2 separate regions of the Homo sapiens genome follow, and region 1 is linked to region 2. Evidence: chromatin loops called from intact Hi-C (ENCODE). Cell type or tissue: endothelial cell of umbilical vein. All regions are shown on one strand. Links, peaks and the distances in the headings refer to the core of each region. The heading gives the core; the rest is flanking DNA. Region 1 overlaps NR2F2-AS1 (NR2F2 antisense RNA 1). Region 2 overlaps LOC105370991 (a long non-coding RNA gene).

The links. Peaks named below come from ENCODE experiments on the same cell type or tissue, not always from the same donor. Only the 100,000 strongest peaks of a DNase experiment are listed, where the experiment ranks them.
Region 1: a loop joins it to region 2, with 3 times the contacts of the local background. A loop is called at or near these places in 2 of 110 quality-filtered maps.

Annotation. Positions count from the first base shown.
Region 1 is chr15:96,317,849-96,324,931 of GRCh38, reverse strand. All of the region lies in intron 1 of NR2F2-AS1 (NR2F2 antisense RNA 1), which reads left to right. Among named protein-coding and RNA genes, the nearest start is that of NR2F2-AS1, 5.7 kb to the left of the region's middle. In endothelial cell of umbilical vein, for the core only: a CTCF peak has its summit at 3,080 (motif pointing right); DNase peaks (open chromatin) are centred at 1,851, 2,101, 2,431, 2,651 and 2 weaker places; H3K4me3 peaks cover 3,195 bases; H3K27ac peaks cover 4,574 bases.
Region 2 is chr15:95,127,551-95,134,633 of GRCh38, reverse strand. It overlaps LOC105370991 (a long non-coding RNA gene), which reads right to left. Exons shown (of 12, transcript XR_002957693.2): 6 at 4,473-4,565; 7 at 1,604-1,762. It overlaps LOC105370990 (a long non-coding RNA gene), which reads left to right. Exons shown (of 5, transcript XR_932646.3): 5 at 1,893-2,035. Among named protein-coding and RNA genes, the nearest start is that of LETR1, 200 kb to the left of the region's middle. In endothelial cell of umbilical vein, for the core only: no CTCF peak of the experiment used is centred there; a DNase peak (open chromatin) is centred at 3,303; H3K27ac peaks cover 643 bases.

The sequences.
Region 1 (7,083 bases), core at 620-5,619, 1.2 Mb before region 2:
CTATTCATTAATACCATAAATATGGGCTACAGAAGTTTTTCCTTGCGGTTTGTCTCATCAGTTATACTGAGTGGATGGATGGTGAGGCTCCTCTGGGGAGGAGGTGAACTCATTCTCTTAGTAGAAGGAGGCCACTTGTGTAACTCGGGGGTGCCCCCTCCCTTTCGCCCCCGCCCCCTTCATCCCCAGCCGAAGGTCGAGGAATAGTTGAACAGGAAGGCTGGACTCAGGGCAGGTGAAGATGATCACAGCCTGGCCTTTTCTCTCCCCTCCCTGCCCATCTCATTCCTCTCCCTTCTCCCTTTCCTGCCAGTTCTGATAGATGACTGCCTTCCCCAGCTCGGGCACCAGTGGGATAACCTGGCATTCGGGGGTTCCTAATGGAGGACCAGTTAGACCAAGAAACTCACCCCCACCCACAACCCAGCCGTGGAGCCCTGACAACTTCAATTCCCTCCTTCAGAGATGGCTCAGGCAGTTCATTGCAAAAGAAGAAGAAAAAAAAGTTAGGGATGGAGGTTGCTATTGGGTAAGGTGGCTCAGGCGGCTGAACCAGAACTGGTTTCCCTGGGTTTGGGAGCAGAAAAAATTTTTTGTTGTGGTTTTCTTTTAACTTTGGCCAAAGTTGTAGTGCTGGCAGCCACTCGGATCTAGGAGGTCAAAGGTGAGGGCTGCACTAACCCTAAACGGCTGTCCTGGCCTGGCTACAAGGCCAAACAGGCAGGGGAAAGGGGGTTTGTCAGCCTTGCAGCTTGGCACTTTGGAGGGGGCATCTGTGGAACCCATACTTGGGGGGCACAGCATCAAGTGTGGGTTTTAAGTGAAATATTGAGGATTTTTTTTTAAAAAAGTGCCCTAGGCTTGTGGGACTAGAGTCCTCTTTTTCCCTGAGAATTCCCAAGGCGCTGGTCTTTGTCTTAGAAGGAATGGAGTTTCTGAATGGTGTGAAAGGGACAGAGAGGGTCGCTTCAAATCGATTTTACTTGTCCTTTCTGTCTTTTCGGATCAACGCCCTTCAATGGGCACAGAGGTGCTCTTTCAACCAAAAACTTGTGCTACATTTTCTGCCTGTATTGGTGCTAAATACAATAAGCACTGGGCAGGGTTTTTTTTTTTTTTTTCTTTGCTCTCCAAAGCAAGAAAGCACCCTAATTAAATTGTTTTATATGGACAGTCAAGACGGACCAATTAAGTATGCATTAGTATAAAGATATAGTCTGCAGATAAGGTTGTTTAGAAAATCATGTGTAGGACAAAGGAGAGGGCGCTAGCATTTTGGAGAGGTGCCTAGACCCAGCAAGGTCATGCCCCTTCCTTCTTGGGCCCCAGGGGAATTGCAAAGGCCCGGGCCCCAGGTGAGAGGGGAACAAGCTCGCTAACAGGTGGGCGACATTGCCGGAGACTTTCAGGCCCGAAGCCCCGGCCCAAGAGTAGTGGAGTCCGAGGGTCGGGATTCCTCACATCTTACTCGGGCAACGTAGCAGACCGAGGTAGCGCTCCCGTAGGACGCAGCGGGACCCCGCAGTGCCCTACTCCAGGTCCACGGTGCGGCCCTGCAATAATGAAATCGTCTGCGCCCGGGGAAGGCCAGGAGGGCCAGGGGACACAGACGGTGTCACGGCCGCAGCCCTCTCACAGCCACTATCAGGGCAGGAGGCCTCCACCTAACAATTCCAAGCTAAGCGCTTTTTCTGATCTTAGGAAAGAGGAGGAGTTTTTCTGCGAGGAAAGTAACGCTTCCACCCGACGCCATCCGGCCCGATGGACGTCGAGGATCAGTCTCCAGAGTAGGAGAAAGGCCGACGGGTCGGAGAAAGGGTAGCAGGGAGAGCGGCTCGTCATCCAGCAGATGCAGCTCTGGGCTTCTCCACCCCCTCTCCTCCCTCAGAGGTGTGGGCGGGCGGAGAGCATCTCTCCTCGAAGGAGGCGACCCCCATAGCAGGGGCCGGGGCCTCCCCGCGTCGCGGCTCAGGGCTGTGATAGGTGGTCCCCGGGCCGAGGGGGCGCGAGCGCCGCGCGTTGCTGCTGGAAGGGCTCGCAGGGCGCACAGGGCAACCCTTAGTAGGGCGGGAGGGAGGAGTGCGGGCGAGAATTAGAGCCTGGGGAAGTGGCTGAATGTCAAAAGTAAAAGGTTGAAAAGCCAATTTTCCAGGCGCGCTTTCGCCCCCCTTAGCTGGTTGCAGGGGCCGTAAATCAGCGGCCGGCGGCGAGGGCGGGAGGAGCCCCCTCGGCGAGCTCGGCGCGGCCCCGCCCGGACCGTGCGCACCTCCCGGTGGGCCCCGAATCGATCCGAAGCCCAGCTAAGGATGTCAGCGCACTAAATATTTACTGATCACACACAAATAGCCGGGGCTCGAACGATTTTCCTCTGTGAGGAGAGCGCGGAGAGAAGGGTAAATCATTTTATTAGTGTGGATAAAGCCCAGAGCACACTCCGGGCTGGAGTGTTTTAAGATGTGTCTTCAACAGGATGAAAAGAGTTAGGGAAATCGATACCGAGTGATTAGAAGCCCCCGGGGTGACGAAGGGGGACTGGGCTTTCAGGGATTTGGCGAGGCCGAGAGGGGGGAGCAGGCCTCAAGGGGGGCGGCCCGACCACCGCCAGGGAGCTCCCGGCTCAGGCCTCCGTCCCTCCCTCCTCGACGGGAGACGCCAGGGCGCAGCGAGCTGCGGGGAGTCCACTGCGGCCAGGCTTCGTGGTGCCGGCGCCGGGTGAAGGCTGCGCGGGCCGCCGCGGGGCCGAGGGCTTGAGAGCCACTGGCTTCAAGCCGCGAGTGGCAGAGGCCAGGCAGCCGCGGGAGTGGATTGCAGGCGCGGTGTGGGAACGCCGGCAAGTCCCCCGCACGCAGTCTCTCCAGACAGCCTCGGGGATTGAAGGTGTGGCCTAAACAGGTTGCATTTCTCCTGCTGGCATTTCGGGTACTCCTCCCAGCCGCGACCCGATGCACCCTCGAACTTTCTCCCGGAGAAATCTCTACCCATCCTGTCTTTTAATATTTTTCAAGAGGTCTCAATGGCCCATCCCCGCCAGCTGCCTCTTCCTCCCACCCACTCGGTGTCAGGGGCGGCCGCCGGGTGGCGGAACCCGCTGGGGACTGCCGGGAGAGTGGGTTCCAGGTTCCCTGCTCGTGGGCAGGTGGGACGACATCTGAGGCCGAGGAGGAAGGCAGGGGGCTGGGTGACAGGCACCGAGGAAGCCCCAGGACGTCAGCGTCCTCTCCTAGGCGGGAACTCAGCTTTGGGGGTACCAGGCCACCCCCAGCGATGGAAACCCGCCCGGGGCCCTTGGCTGGGTACTGCGAACCCAAGTGGCCAAGGAGTAAAGGCTGGCAGGGCTTGACGAAGTTAGCAAGGCTTTGAGGGGAGTTTGCTGGGAGGGAGAGCAAAACCCCCAAACTCAAGCAGCGAAGCCCTGGCGCGAAAATGGCTTTTCACTTCTCCAAGCGCAAGTCTCTCTCGCTACTGTGAACAAACCTTGAGGTTCGAAACAGCTGCAAATAATCAAGTAGGCGCAAATTTCGGGAGGGGAAAGGAGGGGCAAAAGGTAAGAAAAGGGGAGAATCTTTTTCGTTTCTTCTTCCTTTTCCCGCTCCTGGCCTTTTCCTAAATATCTGCGCTCCCTAAAGCAACTGATAGCTACCTACGTTTGTTTATTTATTTAGAAAGGTTCACCCCCCCCCCACCACCACCCCCCAATTGCTCGATTTTCTTGGCAGCTTGAGGGATCCAATCCAGGCTGCCCTGCTTGGCTCTTCGGTGCAACAGGAAATGTAGCTGCAGATCCAATTAACCATTTTCCAGAAGAGAATTTCTTTTTTTTTTTTTTTTAAATGAATCCCAGTGGATTGAAGCGACCGTGTTCAGGTGTGAGGCTATCGGGTACCTCGCATTCCTTCCCCGGTAATCCTCCAATTCCTGCGTTGGAAGTTCGCAAGCCAAGCTGACCTGGAAGGTGTCAGGAGCCGGGTGTCCATTAACCCTTCTTGGTCTTGGCCAGAACGAAGGTTAACTACAGTGATCTACCAAAAAGAGACGTAGCAAAAAGGAAGCGAGGGAGGGAGGGAGCAAAGGAAGAAGGATGAAAGGAGGAAAGGGTATATTCACTCTAGTTGCCAGAATTTTAGAGCTCTGCCCTTCACTGGTCCTCTCCCACCTCCACCCTTCCTATGAAAGCAGGTTTCCATTCAGATAGACAACAGTCTCATCCATCACCCGCAGCACACTCCATGGAGATGGACTTTAGGGAATAAGAAAATATAATATAGTGAAATATTTTCTTGTATTTAACTGACCGTCTAGTCCATTTAAAAAATATTTCTAACCATGTCTACAGCAGTAGATTGCCGTGGCAGAGAGTTTTAAAAACTAAAAAAAAAAAAAAAAAAAACTAAAAAAAAATTACATGGTTTATTTAAATAAAAGCTAATTTTAGAATCTTGTCAGTAGCCACATTATAGCCATAAAATCTGGGTGAGATTAGAAAAATATATTCTGCTGGTTTCAAACCTGGTGGCTGCAGGAAGGTGTATGCACGTGGGTGTGTATATTCTGATGGTGTTAGAAGTTCCTTGATGGATTAAAGGTTCATATACTCAGGCACTAGATAGAGGCTGTCACTCATGTGTACTGGCAAAAAGGCAGAAGGCAGTACAAAAAAGAGTTTTGAATGAGCTCCTTAGAACCACCATTGTTGAAATACAAGCTGAAGCAACTTAGCTATGGTAGAGCTACCGTGGCTTGCAAAATCACAGAAAGACACTTCAAAGTAAAGCCATCAGTTTTGCAGTTTGGTAGCTTTGGCAAGGCATTTAAATAAAAGGTGAGCATCTTTTGCCTAAATATTTAAAAATTCAGGGATATGCTACTCATTCTATTTTACTTTTCAATGGATTGAAGAATTAAAGGAGAACAGGCTATAGCTAGAGATGATGGCATAAGGGGGCTCTCTGCCCATTTAACCAAGTGTGATGTGGGCTATACATGCTTTTAATGCTAATATTATATTGTAAGGCAAATCCTGCTGAGAAAGTTCCAAAGACATCTAAAGCCATGTGGACATCAGCTCATACTTAGTAGTGGACAGAGTGAGGAATTATTGTCTGGTTCTATATTTTTCTCTTTCTCAAGAGTCTGGTAATGAAATCTTTTAAATGACAGTTAATTTTTGGTATGTAAAAAAAAGCATTAATCAAATGATATCAAGTGCCAGTCATTTAAATGTGAAGGTGTTAGTAAGGCAAATACCCAGATAAATTAATATGGTTAATTAGCTGCATCAGTAGTACTCAAAGAAAATACAAGCAGAACAACAAAAGGGATCTAATTTAATTTTCTTAAAACACAAACTCAAGGTGAATTGCAGTTGGAGAAAAATAGTTTAAGGAGCGATTTCCATTCTATTGGTTTTTATAAGGTTTTTTTTGGGGGGGGGACAGTTTCAATATAAAGGAGTAAGTAGGTGGACAGAGACAGACATACTGTCATAATAGGGAAACATGCACAAATTAATTACAACCTCATTTCTCCTCTTAAAAGGCTGATTTCTTGAAAAGTTGAAGGTGCATCTTAAAAATAAATAAAGAACTTCTGTGTAAAATTAAGAGAAGACTGTTTAACTTCATATTCAGCTTCTTGACCATAGGATGTATTAGCTTGAGAATTTACAAAGTGTATTGTTTAAATAAAATTTATACTTTTCTTTTTAGTTTGAATACAAGGTAGAGAAAGATACTTTTCCTATCCATCTATTATAATTCATAATAAATTAATCAACCTTATCTAGGAGATTTCTATGTACTTGACTGAGGTAAATGGATTGAGAGGAAGTCACTTTAAATAGTTTAAAGCAAAACTGAGAACATTAAAGGAAGGGAATATTGAATTCAGTGAAAAATGTCACATTGGTTATTTCTTGGCAGAACCACATCACATCACCGTCAGGGAGAAGAAGATAGCAAAATTGGGGAAGCCTATTTCTGTGTAGAATGTATGTTAATAACTTATTTACTTCTAAAGGTATGTTGCAATTTCTTTGCATATACTTTGTTGCCACATTACCAAGTAATTAAAAAGATGCTACTATTGTGATATTTAAGTAGTGAGGATTTTAAAGATACTTTTCTTCTTAGCCTCCTCTGAGTGATAAAGACTTATGCCTATTTACTCATTGATTTTCTTACATGTGATTTTGGTTAATTTAATGGCTTTTAAAATTAGATACTATTTTGCTAAAGTCTACACTGTATATAAATTGAAAACAAATTCAAAAGTATCAAATCTTTTTCAGGAATTGCAATTTGAATGTTCAGTTATTGAAGAGCTACTATTTCAACCCCCCAGGTTCTATTAAAAACAAACAACTAAACCTGTTCTTCTTTCCTAACAACTCTTAAAATTGCAACTGACATGGCTGTGGATGAATGAATATTTAATATGAGTCTTTAACCCTCCTTTCCTATTTACCCTGGAAATGCCTTTAATTTGTCTTTTATGCTTACGTATTTTAAAAAGCATTAGTCAGTATACAAGAATTATTCACTCCCTTTTTAAAATCAGTGAATAAAAATTCTAATTATAGAAAAGAGGTGTGATGTTTATTCTGAAGTTTCAGTAGCATGCTAAGGTTTTTAAAATAAACTAGAAGAAACACTATCCTAGATAAATTAAAATAGGGCAGTTGTTGGGTAGGGTTTACATTCATATCCTTCTGCCTTTTTGCTTTTGGTACAAAGATATTTGGGTTTTTGTCTTCACATACTGTCTATTGTTAACAGAGTGAATTTTTGAAGTTAAAAATATTTTCAAATTGTCTCGCCTTTATAGTCGAATGCATTATTAAATTGAAAAAATAATATTCACTTTTGTGTTCAAATTGGTATGTCCAGGCAATAATGAGAAAGGTATGTTCTGTAAAATGTCTCCTCCCCTAAAAAACAAAACACATAAACATTACATAAATTAAGCTCAAGAGAAAAAACAATTCTTAGGATTCAGTGTGTTTGAACAGTGGAGCTCTTAATAAGTTTTTAAAATTTTTTTATTTTTAAAACCTTAACTATCTTCTAAGATGGGACACTTCAGTTT
Region 2 (7,083 bases), core at 1,347-6,346:
CAAATCATGTTTATAGTGAGGATACAGTTGAATTGCCATCTGGACTTTTTAACCTCGACATTTATTTCCGAATCATTCCCTAATATTGGAAGTAAACTTAACCCTTGCTTTCATCTCCAGGGTTTGCCTTGATGCCAGTTTTTTTTCTCTTTGAGAGAAATGATCTGATTTTTGATAAGGACAGAATGCCATGTGTGGCATGAAGTTGGAAGAACTAGAGAAATTCCTGTGTAATGTTAAGCTATAAAAGAAAGAAAACATACTTAGCTTTAAACCACATCAGCTGAGAAGAATTTAATGTGAAGTCAGGGGTTGGGGAAAAGCAGGAATTCTATATTTCATCTGCTTAAGATTGGGGCACCTAAATGAAGTTAAAATATATAACTATTTGATTTCTTTCCCCCAAAAAATCCTATGTACCTATAGACAGGTTTGACTACAAATAGAGAGAAATCCACATAGATTTTCAACAACTAAGACTAAAGCTCTCATTGAATGACTAAATAATCAAGTCACATATATCTTGAACCTTTTGGAACTCTTAGTTTTTCTTTTAAAATTTTCTATTAACGATGTTTACAGTGACAAAAAGAAAAAAACCAAACTTCACATATGAAGTCTTTTTTTTTTTTTTTTTTTTTTGAGACAGAGGCTGGAGTGCAGTGGTGCCATCTCAGCTGACTGCAAACTCTGCCTCCTGGGTTCAAGCGATTCTCCTGCCTCAGTCTCCAAAGTCGCTGGGATTACAGGTGCGCACCACCATGCCCAGCTAATTTTTATGTTTTTAGTAGAGACGGGGCTTCACGACGTTGGCCAGGATGGTCTCAAACTCCTCACCTCAAATGATCCACCGTGCCCGGCCCTCTTTTCTGTTTAATCTTTAGACTTTAACAGTTTACAAGGTGGGACTCATCAACTACTTTAGTAATTAGTATAGTGTTAAGCATAAATCAAGTGGCTCAATAGGAAAGAGAACCTTAGGGTAGGTATTGGCAGTGATGGTGATGGGTGAGGGGTGGTGCTGAACAGTGGATGCATTGCTTCCCCTGGACCTGAAGGGACAGACAAGAGGCATGCGGATTCTTCTTGGAACAAATTTGGAACCAAATTATGAGAAGGCATCTTTGACTATTGAGACGTTGTTATTCTATATAATAAAAAGGCATTGCTTTAAGGGAATAGACATTTATGATTGAAGGGAAGTTTGTAAGTTACAAGGCTATAGTGGAAAGGCAGAAGAATACAGGCTTGGGAAACAGAAACACATAGGCTCAAATTTCAGATGTCACTTATTGGTGAAATAAAGTTGAACAAGTTTTTTAAATTCTCCTGGGTCAAAATTAGTATTACCCTTAAACTGAAGATAACAGCATCTAGCTGGAAGTTTTAACATGAAGCCTAAATTAAAAACAGTGCAGGTCATGACTGGATATATGGGTAGGTGATACCTTATGTTCTATATAAAGGAAACATTTAAAAAATGGGTTTTGTATCAAATCATGAGATGATGATTGGGTGGAGCCCAAGCAACATGTGTGAAATTCACATTTGAGAGGCTTAAATAACCCCTGGAAAAACATGAAGAAACAATGAATAAGACAACCTGTGGTTTCAGATGTCAGCCTCAAACTCCAAGTCAGAATAGCCGGCAATCCATAGTGATGGCTCCAACAGGCATTCAAGTGACTTTTCACCCAAGAATGTGCTGTGTTCCAGGGCAGTTAGCAATTTCTCTGATGGTTAATGATCCTCCCTATCAACCCTGGTGGAAGACAGTTAGTTATTCACTGCAACCAAGTGCAGATCATTTCCACTTACTTTACCATCTAACTGTGAAGATTATTAAGGAAAAGGACTTTTTCTTCTTCTCTCTTCTAACATGTTAAACTAAGAACCTTCCCACTGTGAACTACTGGCATCTTACTTTTTGACCCCTTGACAAGAAGAACTGGAGTTACCAAAATGCTGTCATTTAAGGTGTTGGAGTGGAAACCAGAACATTACCTATTATCAAGAAGGGGTTTCTTCTAAGGCATTCAGGTCTGTATAACATTTGTGCAAAAATGACTGGTCCATTTGGAAATGAGTGGTTGGAAAAGAGTCTGGAACTTAATACAGAATTGTGAGTCAGGCTTTAGAAGCAGGTATCTTAGCTCAGGCTGTTTTAGCTCCCAGCTTAGACTTGGAGGCTTATAAACAATAGACATTTATTTCTCACAATTCTCAGGCCAAAAGTCCAAGACCAGGGGGCCAGCATGATCAGGTTCTGGTGAGGGCCCTCTTCTAGGTTACCGACTGCTGACTTATATCTTCACATGGTGGAGAGAGACAGCCCTCTCTGGGGTCCCTTATATAAGAGCACTAATCCCACTCATGAGCCATCATGACAGAGCCCACCTCGTAATACCATCACATTTGTAGAAGGGTGTTGGGATTTCAACATATTAATTTTAGGGGGACAAATATTTAATTAATTGAAGCCCAAAGAAACAATCTTTACAATTGCAGAATCTCTGAAATTAGCCTATCCTTTTCCCCCATGATACAGCTCTGATTTCATTGTTAACATCTTTCTCAGAAGTTCAGCATTTCTAGTGCCAGGAGAACTAAATGTTAACTCTTGAGAAAAAATACATTCCTTCTCCCTGGAATGTGCTCTTTCATCTTGTAATTTTAAAGTGGAATGGGACATTTTTCTTTTCTCATTTTATACGTGAACCGATTCTTTTGTCGATACCAACTGTATCTCGTCAGTGTCATTTATAGTTATTATGAAGAGTGAAATGGAATGAAATTTGATAAAAAATAGAAACCACTTATTAAAGCTACCTAATTGGGGAAAGGTGAGTTTAATCTACTGTTTCATTTTTAAGTTTCTGTTTCCTCTCCTTTTCCTCATAAATAGGAAAAAAAATTGGCACAGAAACTTGGCTCTTGAGATTGTGAAGAAAGTTTATTCTACATGGAACTTGACACACGCTGATCAGGGAATCTCTTTTGTCTGCGGACTTTCTTTAAAAAAGAAGAATTGGTTTCTTAACTGCTTTCAAAGGTTGCCTTGATAAGTTTCTTTGTGTCATTGTATCTTTCATTTTGAGTTGAAGGTTTTTCACCCAACCCTTATTATAGATGACCTAACATTTTGCTCCGGGGCTGATGCCAGAACCCTTTTCCTTTAGTTCCTGGCAAGGTTGCTGCCATTTCCTATCTCACGCCTTCCTGAATTTACCTAAACTGAAGTTCCAGGCTTTTGTTGAAATGCTTTTCTCCCTTCCGCTCTTGTGTACCCTGTGTCACATTATCTGCAAAAGGTCGCAACCAACTTCCCTTCACTGTGGACACAGGAAGGGGAAATGAAGAGGGGAGAAGTTACTGATCTGATTCTAGAGGTCAAGGGTGTGGGAGGGTGAATGTACATTTCTCAATAGCTTTCGCTGCAGTGTGTGCTTTCCTTTGTTGACCATCCCTTGCTATTGTGTTGGGGAGTCTTTTAATAACACCCAGCAGAGTTGACTCAATGGCAATACCAAGATGAGAAAGACTTGGTAAAAAAAAAAAAAATTATGTGTGCACATTTGCCTGGCACATACACAGCAAATAACCAGCTATTTATTTCTGCAGGATATTCTGCGCCTGCAGCTTTTCTCACGTCATAGAGAGTTTCAACGTACTTAATTCTCACAGCATCTCATTAAAATAAGTGTTCTTTCACCACTCTAAAGTGAATAAGACTATAAACAGAGAATTAGGGAGGAGCAGTCCATTGCCTAAGATCACACAGCAAGCGGCAGGTCCACTGTTCAGAATCGATACCCACCCCTGCTTTTTCAATCTTCCAGGCTGCTGTTAATGTATGAGCACACAGGCTGCTGACGTGGAAATCAAAGTTACAATCTAGGACAACTTTTTCACATCAAAAGGGCAGTGAGATTATCTTTTGCATTTAAATTATTCTCTTCTGGTGCAGCAGGCTAATTAATGTTAGTGTATTTCCATTTTTCCAGCCCAGAGATCCTTGGATGACTCTCAAGGTGCCTCACTTGCAACCTGGGTCTCTTGCAGGCCTTAATTTCCGTAATGAGACTCCTCTGCTCCACTGTCTCTGCAGGGCTGATGGTAGCCCTATGGCTCTTCCATCCAGTTTATGGGGATTACAAAAGGAGCCTCAGAGTCACGTAATAGGCAGGACCACTGCTCTTAACAGGGTCCAGCATCTGGGAGGGCAAGGCCTGGCATGGGGTTGGGACAAGGCATGTTTACAACAGCCTAACCAGTGAGCTTGAGCTTTTCAAGACCATTGAGAGGGTACTTTGGAAATTGCAGGAGTGCATTCATGAATACGCAAATGTCTTTGATTTATTAGCATCCCTTAAGCATGAGAACTAATAGGGTAACACATCAAAGGTAACATTTGCCTTGTAAAGGGAGGGCTCTGTAAACATGAACAGTGGAAAGAAAGAAAGAAAACAGACCTTCTGTTTTGATGTCATATCCATCCTCAGCACCTGCTTCTGGTCGGAAGATGCAATCCTTCATTCTGAGTATTTCCTCTGGCCAAGCCCATACTTTGGGGCCAGAATTAAAGGGAAAGAAAAGGAAAGAGAGAAAGAGAGAGAAGAAAACAGAAAGGAAAGAGAGGAGAGGTGAAGCAGATAAATGGAAAAATCAGTGAGGACCCAGAAAAGTAATTGTTTGCATTTACTCTAAGTGTAGAAAGTTGTCTTCTTCATTGCTTAATTCAAGGACAAATAGTGAAAGTATTTTCTAGGGGGAAATAATGAGGCATCGAGAGGTTAAGTGGGCGGCTGGGAGGAGCATCCAGGGCTCTGACTTTCCGTCCCCATCCAGCTGCACTTCCTCCTCAGTTGGGGCCAAGTCCAAGACCACAAAAGACGCACTAGGCATCCAAATAAAGCAAATAAAACAGAACATGCAAACCTTTATGCAGCCTTAATGAAAGCAAATGGATGGGACATTTTAAAGATATAACTTTAACCAGACCATTGCCTAATGGCCATATTTTCAAGACAAAATGTATCACAATCACATACTAATTTAAATTATCACTCTTACAGAAATTGGATAGGAAAATTTTAAATCTGTATGCATCTCTGAAACATTTAGAAATGCATTGCTCTCCAAAGCTAAATTGTGAGGGAAGCTGAGAGCTTACACTTAACAACATAATTTTTCTTCTCCACCCTCAACCTGCCTTTTATGTTACTTCCTTAATGGTCTTTCTTAAACAAACACAAAAACAAAGATTTTCTTCTGATTTTAGAAGCAATAGAGCAATAGGTACCTGTTTTAGAAAATTTGGAAAGCACACAAAATTTTCAACAATAAAAATAAAAGCCACCTATAAAAGAAAACGTACCCTTATTTTGGAGCACCATATGGGGTAAGAGGCACCGGGAGTTAGATATGAACTGACCCAGGTTTAGCCTCAGCTCTGTCCCTCAATATTGATGAGTTTCCAGGAAAATTACTTAGCCCTTTCAGAACTCACGACGTCCTTTGCAAAATGGAGGTACTAAGAGTGCTTATATTGTAGGATGCCAAAGAGGACTAAAAGGTGTGTGTCCAGTGCCTGGCATGACAGCACTCAGCAGGTTTTATTGAGCACTAACTCTTTGCCAGATGGTAAATTCAGCTTTATATACAGATTATCAAGTTATCAGTGGGGGAGTTGAGATTTGACACCCCCACACACACAAAATAAAAATATTTTGTTAAAATTCTTGCGATTATGTTTCCCAGAAATATTTTTCTAAAGTTGATATTATAAAATATGTATACTTTTACATGTTATGTGGAGTGCTGTAGCATAAATCCCCTGATAATATAGACACTCAAATATTTGTGACAGCTGCATAATACTTCAATATAGACTACTACATGGTTTACTTAAGTAATCCTCAATTATTGGACTTCTAAGTTTTTGTTTGTTTGCTCATTTTTTGAAGAAAACACTTTTGTTTATTAACCTTTTAAGGAATGTTAGATTTCCCTTTACTTAGAATAATATGATTGGGTCAACATTAAGGTACATTTTAAAGGTATAAGTTTCATTTCATCTTGATGAATTACTTTCTACATTATTACGTCAATTATTCACAAGTTAATATATAAAGACAATGCAACTCCAATTAAAACCCTAAAATGATTTATTTGAAGATAGGCTCTTTGACAAAATATTCTAAATTTCACCCAAAACACTAGTTGTTAGAATAGATAGAACTTTTTCTCAAGTGAAAAGTTGAGAGCTACAAAAGTTCAATTTCCTTAGTTCTAAAAATTAAAATGAAAATTATATATGTATGTATAATCGGCTGTGAATTTTACTCTCTGGATATAACAGCAATTTGGTCTTACTATGGTGCCCCAAGATTTAAATATTATGCTTTTATGTTTAAAAATACTACAAATCAAATAACCCCCAGTTCACCACAGGTAAGCCCGTCAATACGTAGAATTCTGGATTTTTCCCCAAGGCTGTGGGGTTTGCATATGCACGATAATGACGGCCAAAAATCTCACTTAGAACACAACATCATACGACAGAAATATTTACCAGTTGTTCTCAAAAAATAAATAGGGGTAAAAAAAAATTTATGGACAAATGGATTCAAAATCCCAAATTGGGACCCCAACTATGTAATGACATCCCTGCTTCATCTCAGCTCACCTGCCCACCAGATAGGAGCTCCTGCCTCAGTTGCTGGATGTATCTGGTGGCTTAGTTAGTGCAGGGTTTAAGGCAGGCAGGGTGAGGGCTGCTTTTGAGTTGGTAAGGGAGGCTGGAGAAGGGGATGGTAAAGCTCAGGACTGTGACCCTGTGGTGTAATGCTTGTCAGAAACTTGAAACTCTTCAGCCTTTCTCCCTTCCCAGTGTTATACATTTGGTCAATTTGTTTCGATTCTGCTTTTCCTAGCTTTCTCAAATCTTCATCCCCATCACATCCTGGCTATTGCTTATCAGCTCAAATCCTCATTATCCTGATGCATTTAGAAGGCAAATAAATGCAGCCACAGCACAGTGAGCTACAAGGACTTGGCTGAGAGTAAGATCAGAACTTCCTG